Regions from separate parts of the Mus musculus genome. Here region 1 is linked to region 2. Evidence: chromatin loops called from intact Hi-C (ENCODE). Cell type or tissue: heart. All regions are shown on one strand. Each heading gives the region's core, and the rest is flanking DNA. Links, peaks and the distances in the headings are about the cores only.

Evidence for each region. Peaks named below come from ENCODE experiments on the same cell type or tissue, not always from the same donor. Only the 100,000 strongest peaks of a DNase experiment are listed, where the experiment ranks them.
Region 1: a loop joins it to region 2, with 6 times the contacts of the local background. A loop is called at or near these places in 4 of 42 quality-filtered maps.

Annotation. Positions count from the first base shown.
Region 1 is chr10:21,776,296-21,788,110 of GRCm38, reverse strand. No RefSeq gene overlaps it. Among named protein-coding and RNA genes, the nearest start is that of Platr6, 76 kb to the left of the region's middle. In heart, for the core only: a CTCF peak has its summit at 4,476; a DNase peak (open chromatin) is centred at 4,440.
Region 2 is chr10:21,942,388-21,954,202 of GRCm38, reverse strand. All of the region lies in intron 2 of Sgk1 (serum/glucocorticoid regulated kinase 1), which reads right to left. It also overlaps the pseudogene Gm18511. Among named protein-coding and RNA genes, the nearest start is that of Gm46215, 66 kb to the right of the region's middle. In heart, for the core only: no CTCF peak of the experiment used is centred there; no DNase peak of the experiment used is centred there.

The DNA of each region.
Region 1 (11,815 bases), core at 2,498-7,497, 170 kb after region 2:
GAGATGACTGCTCCAGGCTTGCTAACCTGCTGCCTCTGGTCCCGCTGGTCAATTTCCTCCTTCTGTCTGCTCTGTGCTCTGCCCCATGTACAATCTGCTTCTCTCTGTTTTTCATGTTAGGCTTACAGATACTTTCTTGAGAGAGCCAGAAGGTTAAGTAGTATCCATGGTATTCCAAATAGGTCAGCCCTCCCTTTGTGCCTGTCTGGGCTCCCCGTTCCATCCCTTATTTGTCACACTGGACTGTCTTTCGCATGAGACGGGGGTTCCTGGGGGCAGTGTGGTGTGTTCTTTCCCCTGCCTGTCTCCTGTACCAAGGGAACATCAGGGTTTGACACTCAGTGCAGGCTTGTGTTGACAAATGAGTGGATCAGTGACTAGGTCCTGGGAGAGCTGTCCTAGTCCTCACAGATGTTCCCTCCCCTCCAGTCCTCCTCTGTCCATCTGAAGCATAAAGCAGAAGCTGAGGTTTCTCCATCCCTAAGAAATGGGAATAAGAAATGTTCCAGATTTATTTGCAAATGCACATGAAATATCTTGGCAATAGGGCATACCTCTAAGCATGGAATTCACCTGTGTTTCGTGTATACCTTCTACACCTCGCCTGAAGGTAATATTAAATACTGCTTTCGGAGCACCTGTGTTTTGTAGATTGCAGCCTGTCACGTGAAGTCAGGTGTGGAATCATATCAGCGCTCAGAAACGTCTAGCTTCTGGCACATTTTAGATTAAGAATGTTCAACCCGTACCTGAGTTGCGCTCACACGATGCACTGTACTACCAGGCTAACACTTTGCAGCTGCCGTTGTGATGTGGTGGCTGTCACTGGTTTCTCCTAAAGAGTTTCCACGGGGCTTCAAGCCTATATCATTTCCTGAAATTTGTCCTTTACTCTATGGTAGGACAAACTGTCAGACGTGTGAAGGGGAGATTTACAAGAAGAGAATCCTAACCTCTGTAGAGTCCGACACAGCTCTCTTTAGTACAGTTCCATGGACAGCTCGGTTTGTCTCCCTGGAGACAGCAAGTGGCTTGGATCTGAGAGTGGGGGCAGGGCAGGGAGTGGGGCCTTGTCTTTGGATTACTTCTATCACCTGTCATTTAAGTGTGGATGTGTCTAGGATACATTGATCTGTTGATAACTAGTTTTTATGCATTTGTTCTGTTCTGGCATTGCAATTTCAAGTCCTGGTGGTCACGGGTCATTGTAGCCCTCAGAGTAACTAACTCACATGATGCTTGGTCAGTGCAGAAGGAGAGGTGATTGACAGATGTCTTGTAGTGATGATACTCCCAGGTCTTTCACATGCTTTCAAGATATACTGCCCGCAACTGAAGACTCCAGAGAAGATGAAAACAATGTAATACAGACAGATATTTCTCCTATATCATAACAATAGAGAAGAGATCCAAGTATTCAGCCAAGAAAAATCAAAGCAGTTGCTAGATTACAGATAATGTTACTTTGCTCTTTATTAAAAGGATAGAATTGTTAGGGCTGGAGAGATGGCTCAGTGGTTAGGAACACATACTTCTATTGTGGAGGCCCCAAGTTCAGTTCCTAGTACTAATGTCAGTAGCTCACAGCCACCTGATCTCCAGTTTCTGGAGACCCAAAATCCTGTTGGGTGGGCATCGCATAACCCATGCTCAAGACATACATATATACATAATTAAAATAATAACAATAAAATCTTAAAAAACAAAATTGTTAGAACAGTATTTTACTAATGTGTTTTTAAGATTTGATTTTATTTAACAGTGGCTAATAAATCTGTCCTATAATGTCAATAAAAGGGTGTTTTTTTTTTTCAGAAAAAATCCATTTTTTCCTGCCATAACTTTCTACTTCGTCAATTTGCTCCTTATTGTTATTATTGGTCGAAGAAACACCAGGTCTTCACCGATGATTTTGAACTCATTTCTCAATTATGCTTGGAATTCAACACCGTTCCATCCTGAGGCAATTCAGTTTCCAAGTGCTACAAACACCACACAGAAACACAAGCAGCCATTGCTAAACACCTCATCACAACCTCGATTTTTTTTTTTTTTTTTTACCAGATGCATAAACTCCTTCCACTTCAGTGGCGAAAGTTCTCAGAAACGTAGGCTTCACATTCCATTCCAGGATGAGTGAGACAGAATGTTTGCCTTTGTCGGAAAAACATCCAACAATGTTAGTCATTTCTCTGACCAGATGGACAGAATGTTCTGTGGTCTATAAATTAGAGCATGACACTTAGGGGCTACCACCTACTCCATGAGGCCAGTCACCTGATGAAGCAGTTGCCCAGTTGTCTGCACCAAATTCAGGGAACTGAGATGGAATGGGGTCGCCATTTTCTGGTGGAGCTATGAACTCTGGTCGTGAGGATGAAGGAAGAGAGAGGCCTGATAAAAGGTGACTAAAGTTTACTGCCAAGACCTCAAGGATGATGCTAGTGGGTGAGAGGTGGGGAAGAAACAGGCTGGCTTGCATGCTCAGTTCCTACAGTAACAGTTCTTCCTCTGTGTGACGTCGTGGAGGGTTGTCATTTAATGGCCCCCAGGGAAATAGTGTCAGAAGACAAGTTTCATGATTGGGAATGGCCATTTTTATTAAACCACAAAGTAGAACTTAAGGGGAAAAAAAGACATCAATAATTGCTATAGATAATAGATTATTTGGAGAGTTCACCAAGTGAGTGTATTTGTGAATACCTCCGTATATGAAGGAGTTCCTAAGGAGCAGAAAGGACGCAGTCCTGGCCAGGCAGGCAGCTGATGTATGCTGAGAGACACTCTTTATTAGGCACTGTGTGCTCAGTGTGAATGCAGACAGCTCCTAATTCATGTGGTGTGAGTTTCTAACAAGCCTCTTTGTAAACCAGAGTCTATTTATTTATTCAGATCAGTTGTCTTCTCGTTTAACAAGGCCTGATGCATGAAAGGCAACATTCTGTCCTGTTCTAATTCTAAGATATGTCCAATTCAGTGCAGGAGACCGACAATTCTAAGTCTGGGGTCGGGGGAGAACAATGCGATGTGTATGAAATAATTGCACTCTTTGCTAAGAACTCCATGGTAATAAATACATAAATATATAAAAGACTGGAAAGACAGTGAATGAGGCTCAATGTCCACAAAGATAGGCTTGCTTGCCATTGGACTAATGTGATCTTGAATCAGGGTAAAAAATGTACCCATGGTTAGTATTTTAATAAATTAATTGTGTGTGTGTGTGTGTGTAGGCAGGCACATGTGTATAGAGGTCAGACAGCAATTTGCAAGAGTCTGTTCTCTCTTTCTACCATGTTGGCTCCAGGCACTACTGAATTCGGGAACTCAGACTGTGAGTTTTGGTGGCAAGCCTCTTTTCCCTGCTGAACCATCTTGCTCCAGGATAATGGTTAGGATAATCTTCAAAAAAAATGAGAGTTCTCATACACCTTAAGAATTCTTCAGATTGTTCGTTTACCTTTGCTCGGATACGGAAGTATAATGGGGCTTTCTGTGGTTCCTTACTGGTGTCTTAGCTACAAGAATCCTTCTTTTTCACCCCTACAATTAGCTGCATACAGTTCAGGGCTTGTCAAGGTTTCCTTGTATGGCTGTAGGAATCTTGGCATCATCAGGAAATAAAGTAAACGACAAAATCAACCTTGAAGTATTAGCTATACACGGGCTGCCAGAGTCAAAGTTCATACATACAATTAAATTTACTTTTCGTTAAAACTATACCATTCTACATAAAAATTACTTTCCTCTGGATGTCTGGCTTTTACGATGACTTTATTAATTCTCCAAATACCCAGTGATTACTACATAACCATATTTCTCTATATATTGGATTGTATTAGATCAAATTGGTCCTTGCGTCAAGGGAGTTGGTAATCTGATGCAGAAGCTAGATGGAATTATTACTCTATAAAAATACCTTCTGGATCACCAGAATAATCTCAGATGATGCTGTGAAGAGGCATAAATATGAAGAGAAGAAAACAGGCAAAGTGATGTAAGGAGAGAGATCCAACGGAGTGCTCACCGTGAGTGATTTCATCAGCACGCAAATGTCACCCTGCCCCGTCTCCTCTCCAGTAGTCATTTGATGAATACTTCCTTCTACCCCTCTGTCACCCTCTCTCTTACTCATGCTGTTTACTGCTTGTATTCTTCACAACTGTCTCTGGGTCATAAAAATGATAAGCAGAGGCAGAAAACCCAGGGTGGTGGTGGTGGTGGTGGTGGTGGTGGTGGTGGTGGAGTAGAAGAAACCAATCTGTTTGTTCAGCTTTCCTTTGTTTGGTCCCTTGGGGCAGATGTCATCTGGTGGAAGGAATATAGAATGAAGTCATAGAACTTGGCGATGAATCTTCTTTTCTAAGGACTTTCTTTGACTTAAGGTGACTCATCGTTTTCCTGTCTCCAAATACGGCAAAATGATTGTCCTGGCAGATGCTGTTGTGTTAAGTGAGGAGCAGGAGGCACCTGCTGGATATGCACTTCATGTCAGGAAGCAAGGCTCCCTGCAGTCTGTCCAGTAGCAGCCCAAGCACAAAGCCAGCCTGTCCTCTAAGACGATGGCCAAGGCGGTGTTGTAGGAAGCAGTGAGGTTCTAGGGATGAAACGCTTCTTTTTGAGAAGCGTAGATGCTCAGAGTAAAAATTAATTATTTAGCTTGTGCTTCGATGAAAAAAGGATGTCAAGAAAATAATCTATGTGTTGAAAACATGTCGCCTGGCTAGAATCTGGGAGCATCGCTGACTCCTCCCCTCTCCCTCGTCGAGGCTCATGAGTTCTGCTTACTGAGCCCTGCCTTCTATCTCCTTGGCTCAGTCTGGCAGCATCTCCTCTGGCCTTGTGGCAGAAACCGTGTCCACCTCACCCTGAAAGCACTCCCTCATCCACAAGGCATTTATTAAGGACCGAATGGGCCAGGTGTTGTGGTATTCATACGAATAAGAGGCCCTCAAGGTGTTCACATGTCAGAGGACAGGGAGATAGCATATGCTTGTTAAACCATGCTGTGATTCAAGCTATAGGGATACATGGGAAATTACAGGTATGTGGAGGAAGGGCACCTAGTCTAGCCAAACAGTGGGCGTGCCTAGATGGGCCCATAATCTTCCTGTTGTGATAGGTGACTGACACATGAAGGCTGAATAGGGGTTGACTTAGGTCAGTCCAGGGGTCGGGATGAAATAGAAAGATCAATCTGTTGTTGCTGGTGGTTGAGAGGGTGGGTGTATTAGTGACTTCTCACTCCTGTGACAAAATGCATGACAAGAGGCAAAGGAAGGAAGGGAGGGAGGGAGGGAGGGAGGGAGGGAGGGAGGGAGGGAGGGAGGGAGGGAGAGAGGGAGGGAGGGAGGGAGGGAGGAAGAACAGAAGGGAGGGAGAGAGAAAGGATGGAAGGACAGACAGAAGGAGAGAAGAGAAGGTGAGTTTATTTTGCCTTATAGTTCAAGGGCATACATTCATCATGGGAAGAGGGGTGTAGAAGCAGGAGTGGGAAGTCGCTGATGGTCATATGGTATCTGCAGTCAGGAAGCAAAGTGTGATTATTTTCAGCTCACTTTCTCCCCTTTTATTCAGCCTGGGGCCCCATCCCATGGAATGGCACCATTCACACCTAGGGTGCTTCTTCCTACCCCAATTAACCTAATCTGAAAAATTCTGCCCAGAAACACCCTGAGGTTAGTTTCCATGGTGATTTTAGATGAGATGGCAATCACGAGATGCCAGGTCAGGGAGGTCTTACATCCCACGCTGTGCTCTAGCTGTGTCTGGCCAACAGAGATGGAGTGCAAACCACAGCGGGGAATTTAAAATTTACTAGCGGCCTCATCCAAAGAGCCGAAAACATGACACTCATCTGCAATTCTAGCTTCAAGAGGCTGAGGCAGGAGGATTTCAAGTTTGAGCTTGAGACCAGACTACATAGTGACTCTATTTCAAAAAGACAAGAAGAACAAGAAGAAGGAGGAGGAAGAGGGGGAGAAGGAGGAGGAGGAGGAAAAGGAGGAGGGGGAGAAGGAAAAGGAGTAAGGTAAAAGAGTAAAGGAGAAGAGGTAAAACTAATACTTCACTTCAGTTATATTCATATATCAGAAATAACTTCATTTTCGCATATATCTAACATAAAATCATGATAATGTGCTCCTTCTTCTTTTTATACTGTCTTTGAAACACAGTAAGCTTGATCCCTGGACTAACACTCTGTTGAGACAAGCCACATTGCAAGTGCCTAATGGCCTGCCCAAGAATGCTAATTCTAGGAGCTGCCCAGTGAAAATACTCAGGAGTCTCCGGCAGAGTAAAGCAAAGCAAAGCAATATTGTATTGTGAAGAAAGGAAACTCCTTTCATTTCCAGGCTGCTATAGCCAAGAAGAACACACAAGACTTCTGAAACAAGAATATACGTAGCCCTTCCTTGTTCTGGGGGCGGGAAGAGTAAGATCAACGTATTAGCTGGCTTGATTTCTCCTGAGACCCCTCTCCTTGGCATTAGGCATTTGGATGGTTTTTCTCCCCCTTACACCAGTGTTAACCGACCTGTGGGTCTCGACCCCTTGTGTGTGTGTGTGGGGGGTGAGTAGCCCTCTTACAAGGATTGCCTAAGACCATAGGAAATATCAGATGTTTACATTTTAATTCATAACAGTAGCAAAATTATAGTTACAAAGGAGCAAGAAAAATATATTAATGGTTAGGGTCACTACAACATGAGAAACTGTATTAAAGGGTCGTAGCATTAGGGAGGCTGAGAGCCACTGCCTTAGACCCTCACCCTGTCTTCCTTCTATGTGACAAGCCTAGATCCCATCTTTAACAGATGCCATTTTGCATAAAGGTCTCCCCTAATAAACTCACTTTAATTTAATTACATTATCCCTCTAATTACCTTTACCCTTAATTAAGAATTACCAGATAACCTTATACCAAGGTATTGAGGGTTAAAACTTCAGTGTGCAACTTTTGTGGGGCCACCACACAGGCCACAGCACCAAGCCTATTTACTCATCTGTTTTCACATAACACTAATATTCCTCTGCAGTGTGATCACACAACATTACTCCTGTGTACATAATGACAGGACTGTGGCCTTTAACCATTACCAACCATTCAGAGATCTGCTTTTGCTCAGGGGACCTAACGGAAGAGATATGGAGATGAGTTTTCTTGGGGCTTGAGTGAGGTCAGTCACAAGTGGATGATGTTTGGTGCCATGGTCGACTTCCACCGCTGAACGCCAGACCCTGCATAACACGAAAATCCGGGTACCCTTCCAGAAATGTTTGTGTGTGTGTGTGTGTTTGTGATTCATAGTTCCCACGTCAACAATGGAAAGAAGATGAAAGCACAGGAATTATTGCAGGGACAACACGGGCTCTGTTTCGGCTGTGAAGTCAGGCAGAGGGAGGCAGAGAGAAACCGACATCCTGGAAACCCTCTGGAGACTCGGGATCTCCAGAGCCACTCGGTTCACTGACTTATCTATAACATGCTTACACATCACTCGACACTGAATGACAGGCACCAAGGCTAACTGTAGTCAAGAATGACACGCCAGGGAAGTTTAATAATAAAAAATAATTGCACCATGGAAACCTAGTATGCAAGGTAGTCACAAGTAGACCTAATACTTCTGCCTGTCAGTATACAAAGGAGATGTGAATGGCTATAATTTTACATGGCTGGCTCTTCACTGTAAATGTGCTTAATGCCACTGCAAATGGTTCAAATCATACGTTTTATAAATATATACACACATTTTATGTTTTAGATGTGCCTATATGTACAATATCAATGCATTGTGTACATAATAATCATAATAAATAAGTCATTTGAAGAGGTTTTTGAGGGAAGTCCACAATTTTTTTTCTTCAACTATGGCTAATTTCGTCCAGAGACAAGACAACAGACAGATAGGTGGGAATTTATAGTTACTTATTATGAAACCCAGACATATTCCAGAATATAACAGTTTTCAGCTAAATGAATACTCATTAGCCTTTAAAATAAGGTTTTGGGGTCATCATCTCACCCTTGATTGAAAAAGCCGCTCCACACACATATTCAGAGACAGGTCCTCTGGGCCACTCCTTCTTGCTGGATGCATAGGAAGTGCCCTACTTATAAAATGAAAAAAAAAGAAAACAAGGTTCCTATGAGATTTCCTAGGAGGGAAAATCCACCTTGCAGTTCAAATGAAGCAGTACCCCATGTTCTTTTCCTCAAGCTTGCAAGGTTTTTATTCTCCCTCTTAAAGTATAATATCTAATTTTTCAGTTTTCTTCTTTTAAAATAAACTCTTCTAGGGAACTTTTAAACTTACAGGGAAGTAAGAAAGAAGCCCCCATGACTCACAGGTCCAATTTTTTTCTTATTTCTGTCGTGGCACAGATCACAGTGAGAACATGAGTCTGTCCTGTACCCAGATGCACACGGACCACAGTGAGAACACGAGTGTCTCCTGTATTCAAATCCACGCAGATTTTACCTTTGTCCCCTTTCTTTCCAGGACTTAGTCAGGGTGCTGTTGTAGAAATTATTTAGTCCTGACCCAGGGTTTCTACCCTGCCTTTTTCCATTTAGTTCCTGGAAAACACACACACACACACACACACACACACACACACCCCTTTTATATTTACAATAAGCCTTAAACAGCACAATAGTTGGACAGATATTTACCCTCTCTGCTATTAGAATCTATTTCCTATCGATAACCCCAAGTTACTACTTATTGAGGCCATGTTTTCTTGACTCCTAACCTATAGTGGCTTTGGCTTCCTCCTCCTGCACCTTCTCCTCCCTTGTGGTTCTCCCCAGACCCCAAGCCTTCGAAACCTAAACCCCACCCATGTCTCTTCTGTCCAGCTATTGGCTGTTGGCATCTTTATTTACCAATCAGAAATAACTTGGGAGCAGGGTTCCTCAGAGTCTTTCTTCTCTCTGGGGCCCAATATTAACATAAGAATACAAGCAGTGTTGTCAAATTTGACACTTAAAAATAAGTCCCTAAGTGGGGAAGGTGGTTTCTTGAGTGCTTTTATTCTGATTATCCTTGGGTTATGAGTTGCAGAGACCAGAGGGCAGGATAAAGAGTTGTCACTATAGCAAGTTCTTTTTCTTTCTTTCTCTCTCTCTCTCTCTCTCTCTCTCTCTCTCTCTCTCTCTCTCTCTCTCTCTCTCTCTCTTTCTCTCTCTCTCCCTTTCTCTTTCTTTCTTTCTCTCTTTCTTTTTCTTTCTTTCTTTCTTTCTTTCTTTTTTCCTGGGGATATTTTTTATTAGATATTTCTTTATTTACATTTCAAATGTTATCTATCCCCTTTCCTAGTTTTCCCTCCAAAAATCCCCTATCCCCTCCTCCCCCCCTGCTCCCCAACCCACCCACTCCCATTCCTGGTCCTGGCATTGTCCTATACTGGGGCATAGAACCTTCACAGGACCAAGGGCCTCTCCTCCCATTGATGACCGACTAGGCCATCCTCTGCTACATATGCAGCTAGACCCACAAGTTCCACCATGTGTTTTCTTTGATTGGTGGTACAGTTCCAAGGAGCTCTGGGGGTACTGGTTAGTTCATATTGATATTCCTTCTATGGGGCTTCAGTCCCCTTTAGCTCCTTGGGTACTTTCTCTAGCTCCTTCATTGGGGGCCTTGTGCTCTGTCCAATGGATGACTGTGAGCATCCACTTCTGTATTTGTCAGGCACTGGCAGAGCCTCACAGGAGACAGCTATATCAGGCTCCTGTCAGTAGTCTCTTGTTGGCAAGTGCCTAGTGTCTGGGTTTGGTGGTTGTTTATGGGATGGATCCCCAAGTGAGGCAGTTTCTGGATTGTTTCCTAATGAAAAGGAACTTGCTCCGAACGACCATCTATAACCAGTTCGGAGCAAATTCTTTTTCATTAGGATAACTTGGCTCACGATGCTGACCCTTAACCTCCTGGAAGAGGCAGTTTGCCTATATGCACTTGTTTGTATATATGTTAAGCCAAACAAGACTGACGCCTCCATCAGTTTGCCTCGTTTTCTACTGTGAAGTTACTCTTCTCCCCACCCCTTTCATACTGTACTTTTTGGAAGGAAGTCCAAATGTGCTGTACATTCATAAAGGAGTTTCTCTATAGCTCCGTGAGCAGGGTGTAGAACTTTACAGCACACATGCGTGTGTATGTGAGCACACACACATGTTGTAAACCTTAAAGTACACAGATTGGCTTTGGGGTTTTCTTGTTTGTTTGTTGTTTGGTTTTGATCACTGAAAGAATTTGAACATCTCAGGACAAAACCTAGGCTATGACATATTCTCTAAATGCATTACAAAATTGTATGGAATGTGGTAGGGTAAAGGTAATAACCTAAGAACCCTGGTATGTATGTAAAATACAATATGAAAGGGACAAGGGAGTACTGCGCCCTTGTCGATATAATTAGATCCCTTAGATGTGTGATTAAATATAGGTCATTATAGAAGCATATCAAAACTAAGTAATTAAATAGATGGTGGATATTTAGAGCCAGGTTTTTCCGATACTGGAGTAGAAGGTTGTAGACAGCAAAAAGGCACCAATATATTGATACTAGTGACACTAGGTTAGAATCAGAGACAACATTATGTGTTTGGCTTAAAACAGATACAAACACATGCAGCAATATTAGTGTATAAGTGCACACACTTGTAAGATGCACTTCCTTGATTTCTAATATCATTGTCCAGTAAACGGAACTGAAACTATTTAGAGAAATGGTCAATTTTAGAACTGAGGTAAGAAACAGACAGGATGATGCTGTAGCATCTCACAGGGTGTGGAAGTACTCACAGCTACTGCCCAACCCAAGAGCAATGCTCTTGCCTGATATAAAGATGCCAAGGGGACCCAGGAGGGAACTGAAAATGACTGACAGCAGGACTGAGACAACCCAAGAAAGAAAGCCGATAACACTGTATTGGTTTGTAAGCAAAAGTTAACATCCACATGCCCACACTGGCTGACATAACCGATGTGTGACCCTTCATACAGAGAATCCCACACAGGTTCTGGAAATCTATTTTTGTGCATATCATTGTCATCTCTGCATCGCAGAAAATTACACAAAACAATTGACGAGGGCCACAAGGTTAATGGCCGCCCTTCGGGTGGAGTGAGCGCACTGAGAGTCATACAAAGTTATGAGCAGAGGCAGATTCTCACCTGCTTTCCCTCTGCGTTTCCTTGGCGATGAATGTTGTCTAGCAACTGCTAATTTCCTTTCCTAGATCTGAAGAAGGAAGCTCTCTCAAGCCTCCTCAGGTGTGTGTGTCTTAACCGGGCTAGGAGCAGGGAATTAACCTCTTACACATGCCTTCAAGAAGAAGAAATGGAGACAGTTTCTTTTTTTATTTGAAACTAAAACAAGGTCTCAGTGTTTACTTGTCCATGAGCAGTACCACAAAGCTGACTGTTCAGTGTGGGGCTGCAGTGACTCAGCAGAAACCTTTAGACACACCCCGGGAAAGCACACGCAGAGAGGGGTAGCCTTATAACTAAACGTGGGCCTTTACAATAACTTCCACATTGCTCAGAAACCAGTGCCAATGTTAGCTTGATTTAAAAAGCAGCACGGGCTTGACCACAACAGCCCGAGGAAACTCTGCTCAGTCTTTTGCTTAGGAAAGTTCCAAGAACACGAAGATGTTTTAAAGACAGCAATGCATCGTCCCGCCTAGCCATTCTTTCCTTGGTGCTCTGGGACAGTGTGTCTGCATCCTGCTCTGCCTGCCTTAGTAGTTCTGGGCATTAGCCCTCCCCAGAGCGTTTCCCAGGGTAAGCATCCAACCAAT
Region 2 (11,815 bases), core at 2,914-7,913:
AGTGAATGCTCTCCTGTGTGGGAGTTCAATGTCCCTGGCTGCACTTCCATATAGTAAAATTTCATTTACACACAGTTTTTAAGGAAAGTGCCTTCTTACCGTCCCTTCACTTTCTGAGACTTAACTTATTGTCTGTCCCACTGAAATGGTTTTCTTCCAAAATATTCTCTTCTCTCAAGCAACAGGATATCAGAGGGGGTAAATGAAGTATGGGCTTACAGTCTCACTTAAATGAGAACAAACTTGTCATTGAGAATAACACATCATAAATAACCCACATACACACAAAAGTTTATAGCAATAAAAATGTATCTGTCTCCTTCCCCCAACATGGAGTTAGTTCCCCTTTGTTGCACTGACTTAGTGATTTTTTTTTCCTACAAATTTTAAACAAAGATTGTTCATTCCATCTCTGAGAAAAGTCATCGTCTGCCAGCTGAGAATATCATCTTTGCATCCCCCGCCCGCCCGCCATTTTACATCAGAAACGTGAGTCACCTGTTTCCTGCCCATACAGACCTGGAGGACTCCATACAGACCTGGAGGACTCCATACAGACCTGGAGGACTCCATACAGACCTGGAGGACTCCATACAGACCTGGAGGACTCCATACAGACCTGGAGGACTCCTCATGAGAACAAGAAATGGAGTTGATTTATGAATTCAGAAAGTAGCCATTAGGTCTTAGAAAAATAGTAGATTTTTGAGAATAAATGCGGAAACCTCATTTGAAAACTGGTTAGCAGCAAGATTGAGGCATGTTCCTTCCTGAAGCAATTACAGCCACGCTGTGTAAATCACGGGGTTCTGGTGACTCCGTCCAATAGAGGAGAATTCCAGAACAGACATAAAACATTTTAAAATGAGACTAATTTCCCAAACCAGTCCGTTTTATTAAAATGTTGATTCCTTCAAAAACTTTCATGCGTGGAAAGATGGTCCTGGAATACTAGCACAGAAATAATTAGTATTTTTAATTGGTACAAGTGGGAAATAAGGCAGACCAGCTTTAATAAACAAATCCAATCTGGGGCACATTGAAGTGAATTCACAGTTTGTTTTTTTTTTTTTTTCCTAAAATCAAAGTGCATTGTACTTACTAACGAACAAAATGAATTAACTTGTCAAATGGAAACAGTATAATTGAACTAGGGACAAGTTTGGCGAATTAAGAAAGGAGAAGCCTTGAACCCTGGGACTCAGGATTGAGTCCCTGACAGGTGTTCATCAATGCCTTATCCACAGTCATCTACTTAAAATTTAAACATTTTAAAACCCCACACGGCGCTTATTTTGCAGATCAAAATCAGAAGTGAACAATGATCAAATACATTATAAGTGTGCCTACCCATGGTTATGAAGTCTAAAGGCTGACTCTGCAGGGAGGGAGCTGCCTCCTCCTAGCTGTTGAGCTACAGAAGTGAGCACATCTGGATCCCTAGTGATCCCAGGAGCTTTGGGTGTTGGGAGGCAGCCATCTGGTACAAAGGAAATCTGGACAGAGTGTCCCACCCAAAAGAAAGCACTGTATTGTGCTGCTATGAAAAGCAACCACTACACTTCCCTCTGATAAAACATCAGCCTCTCAGCTGGTAAAGGATTCAAAGAAATACATGTGCAAAAGTGTTCACTGGCTGACCAAGGTTCCAAAACCACCACCGACCTGCAGATAAGAAACACGAAATCAATTACTTTCGGAAACTGCCTAGGAACAGCATGCTGCCTTCATTTTAAAATGCTGCTCTTTTTATAATTTCTGTTGGTTATGGACTTCTCCTGACCTTAGGTGTCTGGTTGGTTTTTAATCCAAAATGAAAAGGCTGGACACCTTGAAAAATGTGAGTCCTTTCTAGTCTTCTTATCTCATCTGTGTGGAATTCAATGGAAATGTAAAATGTTTTTTTTTTATTTTTCGGTCTCTATATATGAATATGTGAAATATGGAATTGATAATGATGGATTAATATACAATTATGCATTGATGAGAAAGTAAAATGCAGCACTTAGAAGGAAAGCCAGTTCAAGGCTACCCTCAGCTATTGACTTCCAGACCATCTGAGCTACATGACAGCCCCTCAGCCCCCTCCCCAACATTTCTTTTTAAATATCATTTTTAATGTTCTAAAGATTAAGTTTTATTGCTAAATTATCTGGGATGAAGGCATATTAAAAATAAATGATCAAATTATAGCTGGAACGATTCATTATGAGACTCAGAAACATTTCATTGTGTCTTATAGTTTTATAGCATGATCCTTGCAGAAACCAAATTATCAGTGGTTTTCCCATCTATACTGTTCATTACTTCTGACCTAATCAACGATATAAACAGGCTTATTCTCAGAAAGCTCAGCAAACTTGGGCATGATGTCATAGTCTGTAATTCCAGAATTGGAGACAGGCAGGAGGATCACCATTCAAGGCAGCCTCTTGTAAATTGAGAGTTTAGGGCTAACCTGGGCTGTATGAAACCCTATTGCAGAACAACAACAACAACAACAACAACAACAAAAGATGTTTAAAATAGTCTCATTAATCTATAAGTGATAATTACCCTAGTGCGTGTTTACCTATACATGTGAGTGTAAGGGAAGTTCATTATTTTCTTTTGTGGGTATTTGCTTTTGTGAGACAGTGTGTTGGCTAGTCATAGGTCAGCTTAACAGACAAACAAGTTATCTGAAAGGAGGGAATCACAATTGAAAAGATATCTCCATAAGATACAGCTGTAAGCAATTTTCCCAATTAGAGATCAATAGGGGAGAGTCCAGCCCATTGTGGGGTCCATCCCTGGGCTGGTGGTCCTGGGTTCTATAAGAAAGCAGGCTGAGCAAACCATGAGGAGCAAGTCAGTAAGCAGCACTCCTCTGTGGGTCTCTGCATCAGCTCCGCCTCCAGGTTCCTGCCCTATTTGCGTTCCTGTCCTGGTTTCCCTTGATGATGAACGGTGATGTGGAAGTGTGAGCCAAAGAAACCTTTTCTTCTCAACGTACTTTTTGGTCATGGTGTTCCGTCGCAGCAATGAAAACCTTAACAAAAACAAGCTGGTACCAGGGTTGTTGGGTATGGCTGCAATAGACTTGATCCTGTCTTGGGGGGAATTTTGGAACTTTAGGCTAGAAAAGCCATTGAGTGCTGAGAGCTTGGTAAGCTGTTCTGTAGGAGTTTGGAGGATAATGATGAGAGCAATGCAGAAGATGGAGGCCTGGCTTGTGAAGTTTCAGAGGGAAGTTTAAAGACTCTATCACGGGCATTTGCTATTTTAACGTGAGATTCTGTCACGCGTGTCAGCTGGAGCTGAAGACTCAGCCATAATTAGCAAAAGATTGGCAACATTGAAGTGAAACCTGGGACAATAGATACTGGCTAGCTGGAGCTAAGAAGCTAGAGGTGGCCGGGCAGTGGTGGCACACGACTTTAATCCCAGCACTTGGGAAGCAGAAGCAGGTGGATTTCTGAGTTTGAGGCCAGCCTGGTCTACAGAGTGAGTTTCAGGACAGCCAGGGCTACACAGAGAAACCCTGTCTCCAAAAAAAAAAAAAAAAAAAAAAAAAAAGTTAGTGGTGATTGAGAAGAGACAGGCATTACTTGAGGTAAGTGTTTGTTCAGGGTCAGTACACACAAGCTGGGATCCGGAAGCGACCACGGTTTTTTACTTCATACGCAGCCAGACTTGATAATATGTAAGACATACCAGGCGATACTAGTTCTGAAGGCATGAAGGGGTTATGGAGATCAGCTGAGGTTTGGCACTGCGAGCAGTTAGGAGAGGCTGTTGGTGAAGGCACAGCCTCAGTACAGGTGACAACCCAGGACTGAAGGGGTCATGCAAAGAAGTTGAGGCTTGGCACCATGAAGAGAGCCTGTGAGAAGCTATTGGTGAAAGTGCAGTCCAGTTGCAGCAGAAGACCCCAGAGTTTTGGAGATGCCAGTACCATGGGATGATCACCAAGAACAGCAGCAGCAGTGGAGCGGAGCCAGGCAGAGCCTAGAAGACAAGCTGTGTGTGCTACAGAGGGCAGAGCTCCTTGAAAGAGGCCGAGAGATCGTGAATGAATCCCAGATAACTGGACACTGAGTTATTTATACTGTTGGAGTTTTGCCTTGTGTTGCTTAGTTCAGATTCTAACTGTTTCCTGATTCTTCTTTCTTGAGGAAGATATTTAATTTAATTTTGATTCTTGCCACAGCTGAAAGACTGATTTTTTTTTTTTGAAAGAGATTGTGGATTTTCAGAGAGAGATTTTTTTCAGCAAAATAATTTTATTTTCTAACACAGAAAACGTACTCACCCAATATGTGTTCACCTAACACATCTATGCTCAAGCGACTTCCGTGTCACATAGGGCTAGAGAGCTGTTCGGATGTCAAGTGTCTGGATGGCTAGCCTTATACATTCGTCGCAGAGTCTGCTTCGTTAGGTGAGTTATAGACCTTTAAAGCCTTGAAAAGCTACTTTTACTTCCGCAACTACTGCTTCCAGGTGAACAGAACACAGTGGTTTCAGTTTGCATTCCAGGGGAAACTTGTCATGTTTTACTCTGGTGCTGGAACTACTTATCCACATCTGTCAGTCGTGAGCCAGCAGACTCACATGGCTGTGTAAAAGTATCCACAATGGCTTCAGCGGCATCAGGACTGCATATAAAGTGGCTCTCTGACACCGCGGTCTTCACACAGCTAATTCCCACTTCCATCCGTTTTCGTACTCACTGATGCTTTCTAGTAGTCATGAGCACTTTAAATAATGTCAATTACAAAATCCATGACTTTACATTCTGCACTGAATGTAAACCTGTCTGGTTCTCTGTCAGGAATTTTACACCCCCCAAACCAGGCTGTACGTAGTAGCTTCTAAGTAGCCGGAACATCAGAAGCATCGTCATAGCTGGCTGCGTCTGGGTCATCCCCATCAACGGCAATGACTTTCCAGTCAGGGCTGCGCCCAGCAATCATGGCCAATATGCCCAGAACGTTCCTTGTGATCGTTTTCCCCTCTTGAACATTCTTGCACACACCTGGCTTACAATTTCACAAGTGTCAGTTGGGTCATTGCCATGGCAGCAGCCAGAATGTTTGCCACTGAGTCCTGGGTCTTCCTCTGTTCAGGCGTATTCTTCACAAGGCAACAAATTTAAAATGGGATTTTTTTTTTTCATATCTTGCTTAGCTGAATTTAAAGGGTTCTTTGCAGCAATTTCCAGTTTTGCATGTGAACAGTGCAGACCCTCAAACATCATGTGAAATGCACCCTTCTCTGCATAAATCGGAACATGGCGAAATGCTGAAATATGCTGCCATTTCTCATCTGGGAGAAAGACTGGTGCTCCAGGGTGAAGGGCACAGTGCCTGGCTACTGAGCCACCCATGGTGTCTGGGAACATGCCACTGCCACCAAACAGTCACCCAACCACACAGTCCCAGTGCAGAGCTACTGGTAAGGCAAGAGGGGAAAATGAGGACCTGAAATTTTAATGTGCTTGAATTTGTAAGGATTGGGGGACTTATAAAATTATTTATGTTTTTAATGTGAAATCCTGGGGATCAATAACAAAGGAAGGGTTGGGGCTTAATAGTGATGTGTTTGTGTGTCAAGTTGACAAGGGGCCAGTTGTGATAGCTGATTTTATTGACACACAAATGAGTTAGCTGAAAGGAGGGAACCTTAACTGAGAAGATGCTTCCATTAGATCCAGCTATAAGGCATTTTCTTAATTAATGATTGTTGGGGAGGCCCAGCCCATCTTGGGTGGTGCTATCCCTGGGCTTGTGGTCTTCAGTTCTATAACAAAGCAGGCTGAGCAAGTCATGGAGAGCAATCCAGTGAGCAGCATTCCTTCCATAGCCTCTGCATCAGCTCCTGCTTCCAGGTTCCTGCCCTGTTTGAGCTTCTGCCCTGATTTCCTTTCATGATGAAAATGTAAGCTGAATAAACCCTTTCCTCCCCAACTTACTTTTTTGGTCATGGTGTTTTCATTGCAGCAATAGAAACCTCAACTAAAACACACGGGGTTAACTAAATGACATCAGTGTCTAGAAATAAGAGCCTTGATTGGTTAAAAAAACAAACCTCTCTTGTGTAAATATTGCACAGCATCAGCTCACTCAGGCATTCGGTTACTTTGAATTTCTCCTTCCTTGTTTTGATTCTGTATTTGCTGAGCAAAAAAGACCCAGAACACAAGTCTGGGGGGGGGGAGTGGGGGGGGGGGTAACAAACCTATCCAGTGAAACACAGGACGGGGGTGGGGAGGGACAGCAGTAGGCAGAGCTCTGTGCCCACAGCTTGGATCTGCCTTGTTCTATTCATGATAGGCCTATTTGGTTTTTTGGTTTGGTTTGGTTTGGTTTACTTTTATTTATTTTTTATTCATTTATGACAAAGAAGCTGAGGAAGACCTATATGATGAATAAAAGCAGAAAGAAGTCAAATCAATATCCAGACATCTCACCTAAGCCTCACAGCAACACTTTAAGATTTTATTATTAATCTTATAAATGAAAAACTCAAGAAGTTAACTCGTAAATATAAACTTGACGTATACAAGGCCCAGTGTCTTTTTTGTATTTATTTGGATGACTCGTGTATTATTTCTGTGTTTATTTATACAATCTCATGTTGGAAAATAGTCATCCATTGCCATGCCTGGTTTTATATGGTGCTGGGAATTGAACCCAGGGCATTATAGATTCTATAAAGGCCCCTTACCAACTAAGCTACATTTCTAACCTTAAAATAAATTATACTAGGTATAGTAGCATACCTTTAATCTCAGTATTCAGAGGTAGGCAGATGTCATGAGTTCAAGACCGTGGTCTACCTAGCATGAAAACAAGCCATGGATACATAATGAGACACTGTCTCAAAAACAAAGATACTTGGTAATGCAATAGCAGGCAATGTGTCTGGTGAAACGTCAGACTGGTCAAAGTGTTGCTGCCCTGCCCAGTCCTCAGTCAGCACCCTGGTTTTGTCCTTCCCCGCCCTACAGAGTCACAAGGACAGGGTAGCTGTTTTGAGAACACTTTTTATTGTAAGCTGTGTAAAGTAAGGAAACAAAGTCGTCAGCGCCACAGTGAGGAAATTCCTCTTTAGATGAAACTTGCTGGGTGACAATTAAGAAGCCGGGATTTCCCCCCTCAAAAACTACCCCTGCTCATCACAGGGGCCCAGGCTTTGAAATCTGCCTATGCAGAGTCACAAACACAAGCCTCACAATGGCATCTACCACTTCTGAGACGTTGAACAGAAAAAAGCACACACTTATTAATCAAAGGCCTGGTCCGTGTCACAAGGAGGAAGTGAGCCCTATTAGCCTGGGTGGTTGGTTTTCATGCCTGAGATTAGTAATGCGTTTATTTTTGTTTAGATAAGACTGCGTGTAACTTAAGTGATTGGGCAGCAGGCACTACAGGGATGTATATGCAGAAGACACTTGAGTCATGACCCTGACCTACTCTTCTTCCTTACCAGCACAGAAGTCAGTGCCAAGTTTACGTCACACAATTAAATCCAGTATTGCTGTTACAGATACTTTCAGCCTGGCATTTGTAAACAGAAAGGAGCATTTTTGTTTGTTAATATATTTATCACTGGTATTTCGGACTTATCTTAATAAATACTGTTATCTATAATAGCCATGACCCAGTCATTAAAGCACTTCATGGTGTTCATACATTTTAGACTCAATCTGTGAAATGGGCCCGTGACTTTTGCAGCTAACTTTGATAAACAACTGAGTCCTCAGAACTGCTAGGATTTCACTAAGAAGGAAATTAGAAACAGAGGGTCAAGAAGGTATAGTATAGCCGGGCGTGGTGGCACACGCCTTTAATCCCAGCACTCGGGAGGCAGAGGCAGGCGGATTTCTGAGTTCGAGGCCAGCCTGGTCTACAAAGTGAGCTCCAGGACAGCCAGGGCTATACAGAGAAACCCTGTCTCGAAAAACAATAAATAAATAAATAAATAAAGGTATAGTATAAACAGATTTGTCCAAAGCCAGTCTTTAATGCTAGCATATTCAATTTTTTTTCATTACTGTTTTTCTTTACATTTATTTAGTGTGTGTATGAGTGTATTGTGTGTGTATATGTGTATGGGTGTGTATGTGCATGTGAGGGCATATGTATGTGTGTGTGTATTTGTGTATAAATGCATGTGTATGTATGAGTATCTGTGTATGTGTGTGTGTGTGTGCAAGTGTATGTGCATGCAAGCGCATGTGTATATGTGAGTGTGTGTATGTGTGTGTGTGTGTGTGTGTGTGTGTATGTGTGTGTGTGTAGGTAAGAGGACAACTTTTGGAAGTCAATTCTCTCCTTCCAGAAGGGATTGAACAAAGAACTCAATCCAGGTTCTCTGGATTGTCAGCAAGTATCCTAAACACTGAGCCACATTACTGGATCAATTTGGATTTTGTTTTGTTTTAGGTTTGTTGGGACAAGGTTTTCCTAGGTAGTCCTGGCTTTTCTGAAACTCTATATACCAGGCTGGCCTCAAACCCACAGAGAACTGCCTGCATCTGCCTTCTGAGTGCTGGGATTAAAGGAATATGTTACCTCCACCCAGCAGAGATTGTCAATTTTTGTTTTTTGAGACAGGATTTCTCTGTGTAGCCTTGGTGGTTCAGGAACTTGCTCTTTTAGACCAGGCTGGCCTTAAACTCAGAGATCTCCTCTGGCTTTTAAATTTGGATTTTTGATACAAGCTTTTGCTTTGTAGTTTAGAGAGGCCTGAAACTTACTCTGTAGCCCTCATGCTTGCCACAATCTTCCTCTTTCAGTGTCTTGAATGCTGAGATTACAGACAAAACCCACCCACCTGGCCACATTCCATCCTGATAAAGAGTCAGTTTGAGTGGATGGAGAGTCCTTATGGCTGAAGATGTGAATCAGGCTATAGAAGGAACAAAGGCTATATAGGAACAAAGACCTGGATTCGACCCCAGAAACACAAAAAATGGGTGTGCCTATACTTCCCAGGAATCCTAGCACATGGAGGTAGAGTCAGAAGGACAGCCTTGGCTATATAGGAAGTTTGAGGCCAGCCTGGGATACATGAGACCTTGTCTCAAAAACAAATGAGTTGGGCATAGTGCTACACGCCTTTGATCCCAGCTTGCCAGAGGCAGGGGGATCTCTGTGAGTTCCAGGGCAGCCAGGGCTATACAGAGAAAAAAGAAGAAGAGGAAGAAGAAAGGGGGTGGAGCTGGAGAAATGGCTCAGCAGTTAAGAGCATATACTGTTGTTCTTCCATTTTCACTGTCCATGTCAAGTAGCTCACACACAGTTGCTTACAACCCCAGTTCTAAGGGAATCCAATGTCTCTGGTTTCTACGGGTACCCACATGTAGCTCTCCCTCTCTCCCTGCCCCCTCCCTCTCCCTAAAAATGAAATCTCAGAGCTAGAGAGATAGTTCAGTGGCTAAGAGCACTAACTACTCTTCCAGAGGTTCTGAGTTCGATTCCCATGGTGGCTCACAACCATCTCTGATACTTTCTTCTGGTGTGTCTGAAGACAGTGACAGTGTACTCCTATACATGAAATAAATTATCTTTTAAAAAATGAAATCTTAAATAGTCAATAACTACAATAAAACCAGAAGGATCTTGGAAACATCTGCCCTTTGCCCATTTTATACTTGATTTACTTGGAGGTAACTAGCTTCAGCAAAAAGAATTCACAAGCTCTGGTCAAAGCGACCCCGCCACCTCTTGATTTTTACCTGCTTCCTTATGTAATGTATAGGAACAAATTTGGTAAGTAAAAGTTTGTTCAGGCTTCACATTCATGCTCATCTTGTAATCCCGTGTCCTGTTTTGGGACTGAGAACTCTTGTCATTGTTATAAGCCCTAAACCTGGTGACCCGAGTCATTTGAAAAAGAGAACAGACTCCCCGAAAGTTGTTCTCTGACTTCCATACAAAAAGTCCCAGGAGACTGGAGAGATGGCTCAGTGGTTAAGAGCACCAGCTACTCTTCCAGAGGAGCCAGGTTCAATTCCCAGAACCCCACATAGCAGTTCACAGTTGTCCACAAGTTCAGAGGCTGCAATAACCTCACACAGGCACACATGCATGCAAAACACCAATGCACATGAAATTTAAAACAAGAACAAGACAAGTTACCTGTCTCTAGTGAGGGAATGTCAGAAATTTACCTCTTTTTTCTTGACTATTCTCTATTTCTACCTGTGTATCACTTCTGTGACTGAGTCAAAGTAGACCCTCATTTTCCGAGGATTGATGAATTATGTAAGATGCCATTTAAAAACGCTCAGTGATCTGAATTCTGTTTTCCACAGAGCTATACCTTGCTTGTTCCAGTCACCATATCATTCCAGACCCTGGCCCTGGCTGACATGCCCCAGCTGTGAGGTTGTCTTCTTTAGCAAACCCCACTCCTTGGTTTAGATTCCTGTTCTTCTAGGAAGACTCTGTGGGTCCCCAAAGAATAAGAAGTGATATGCTCTTCTGTGTCACTGGCACCTTCCCCTAAATACCACGTATACAGTATATGTGATCACCTGGTTACCGGTCAGTAGCAGTGTCAAACCCACAACAGAAACTTTGAAGTAGTTTTTTAAGAACTATCAAGGTCCTTTGAGGTGGGTAGCGGAGAGATTCTACATCCCAGAGTCTGGTTGCAGGGTATTGTTTTGGGATCTCTCTACCTGAAAGACCTGAGGGAGACCGCATCCCAGTTTCTGGTCACAGTATATTGTGATCTCTCTACCTGAAAGGCCTGGCTTCATGCTCAGGTCAGATTTCACCTGTTCTAAAAATAATTCAGAGCTGCTGATTCATGCAATTTGAAGCCAAGAAGCAAGCTGTCATCAATTTCTATCCTTAATTTTTTGGCTCTGACCCTCCCAAGCTAATACATTTTAGCATTTTCTAATCTGCAAAGCCCTGTAACCTGTATTCCTCCAAGTAGGGAGCCACCTATCGCCCGCTTCTCTATCCCTCCCAAAGGTGTCACATTCTTCACATAGAAATCTTCTGAACCTACTGAAATCATCATTTAAACATCCACCCAGGGGAAAACAACAGGAAATATCCATTGGGGAAAAAGACACATGTTTATGGTGACTAACTTGTGTATTTATAGCTGTCAAGGTTCAGGGACATTGGAAAAATAAATTAGAATTATAGATAACAGGCCATGGAATCTGGCTGGACTTGAAAGAGAGTTAATATATTCTCATATGGGTGGCTGGAAGTCTAACTTAGTACGGGAATTTGATCTTCATAGAAGAGAGCTGAGCCTCTCCCAGGACATCAGTAGATTCCTGATTTCAGATGATGCTTTGAAGACAGCAGGTCTCAACCCGAGGGTCTCCGACCCCTTGGGATGTCAAATGACCCTTTCACAGGGGTTCCCCTAAAACCATCAGAAAAAAAAAAAACAGATATTTAAATTAGGATTCATAACAGTAGCAAAACTACAGTTATGAAGTAGCAATGACATAAGTTTATGGTTGGGGGTCACCGCAACGTGAGGTGCTGTGTTAAAGCAGCTGAGAATTGCTGTTCTAAGAGATGGTGTTTTACAGACTGAGGTTTGCTACAATCTTACCTAGAAGCCTTTTGTTACATCTACCTCTCAAAGACAAAGGAATCTGATGTCTGTGACAAGTGAAAATTGGAACATTGACTTACTCTGGACATCATCAGCAGATATGTGTCACAGGGAAATTTAGGAGTTATCCTAGATTCTCCGCAGAAGCCGAATGAATGGAAAGCGGTTGGCTTCCTGTGACTTAGAAGTGGTAAGGAGCTGCCGGCAGCCAGCACTTCCTAACCTGACAACT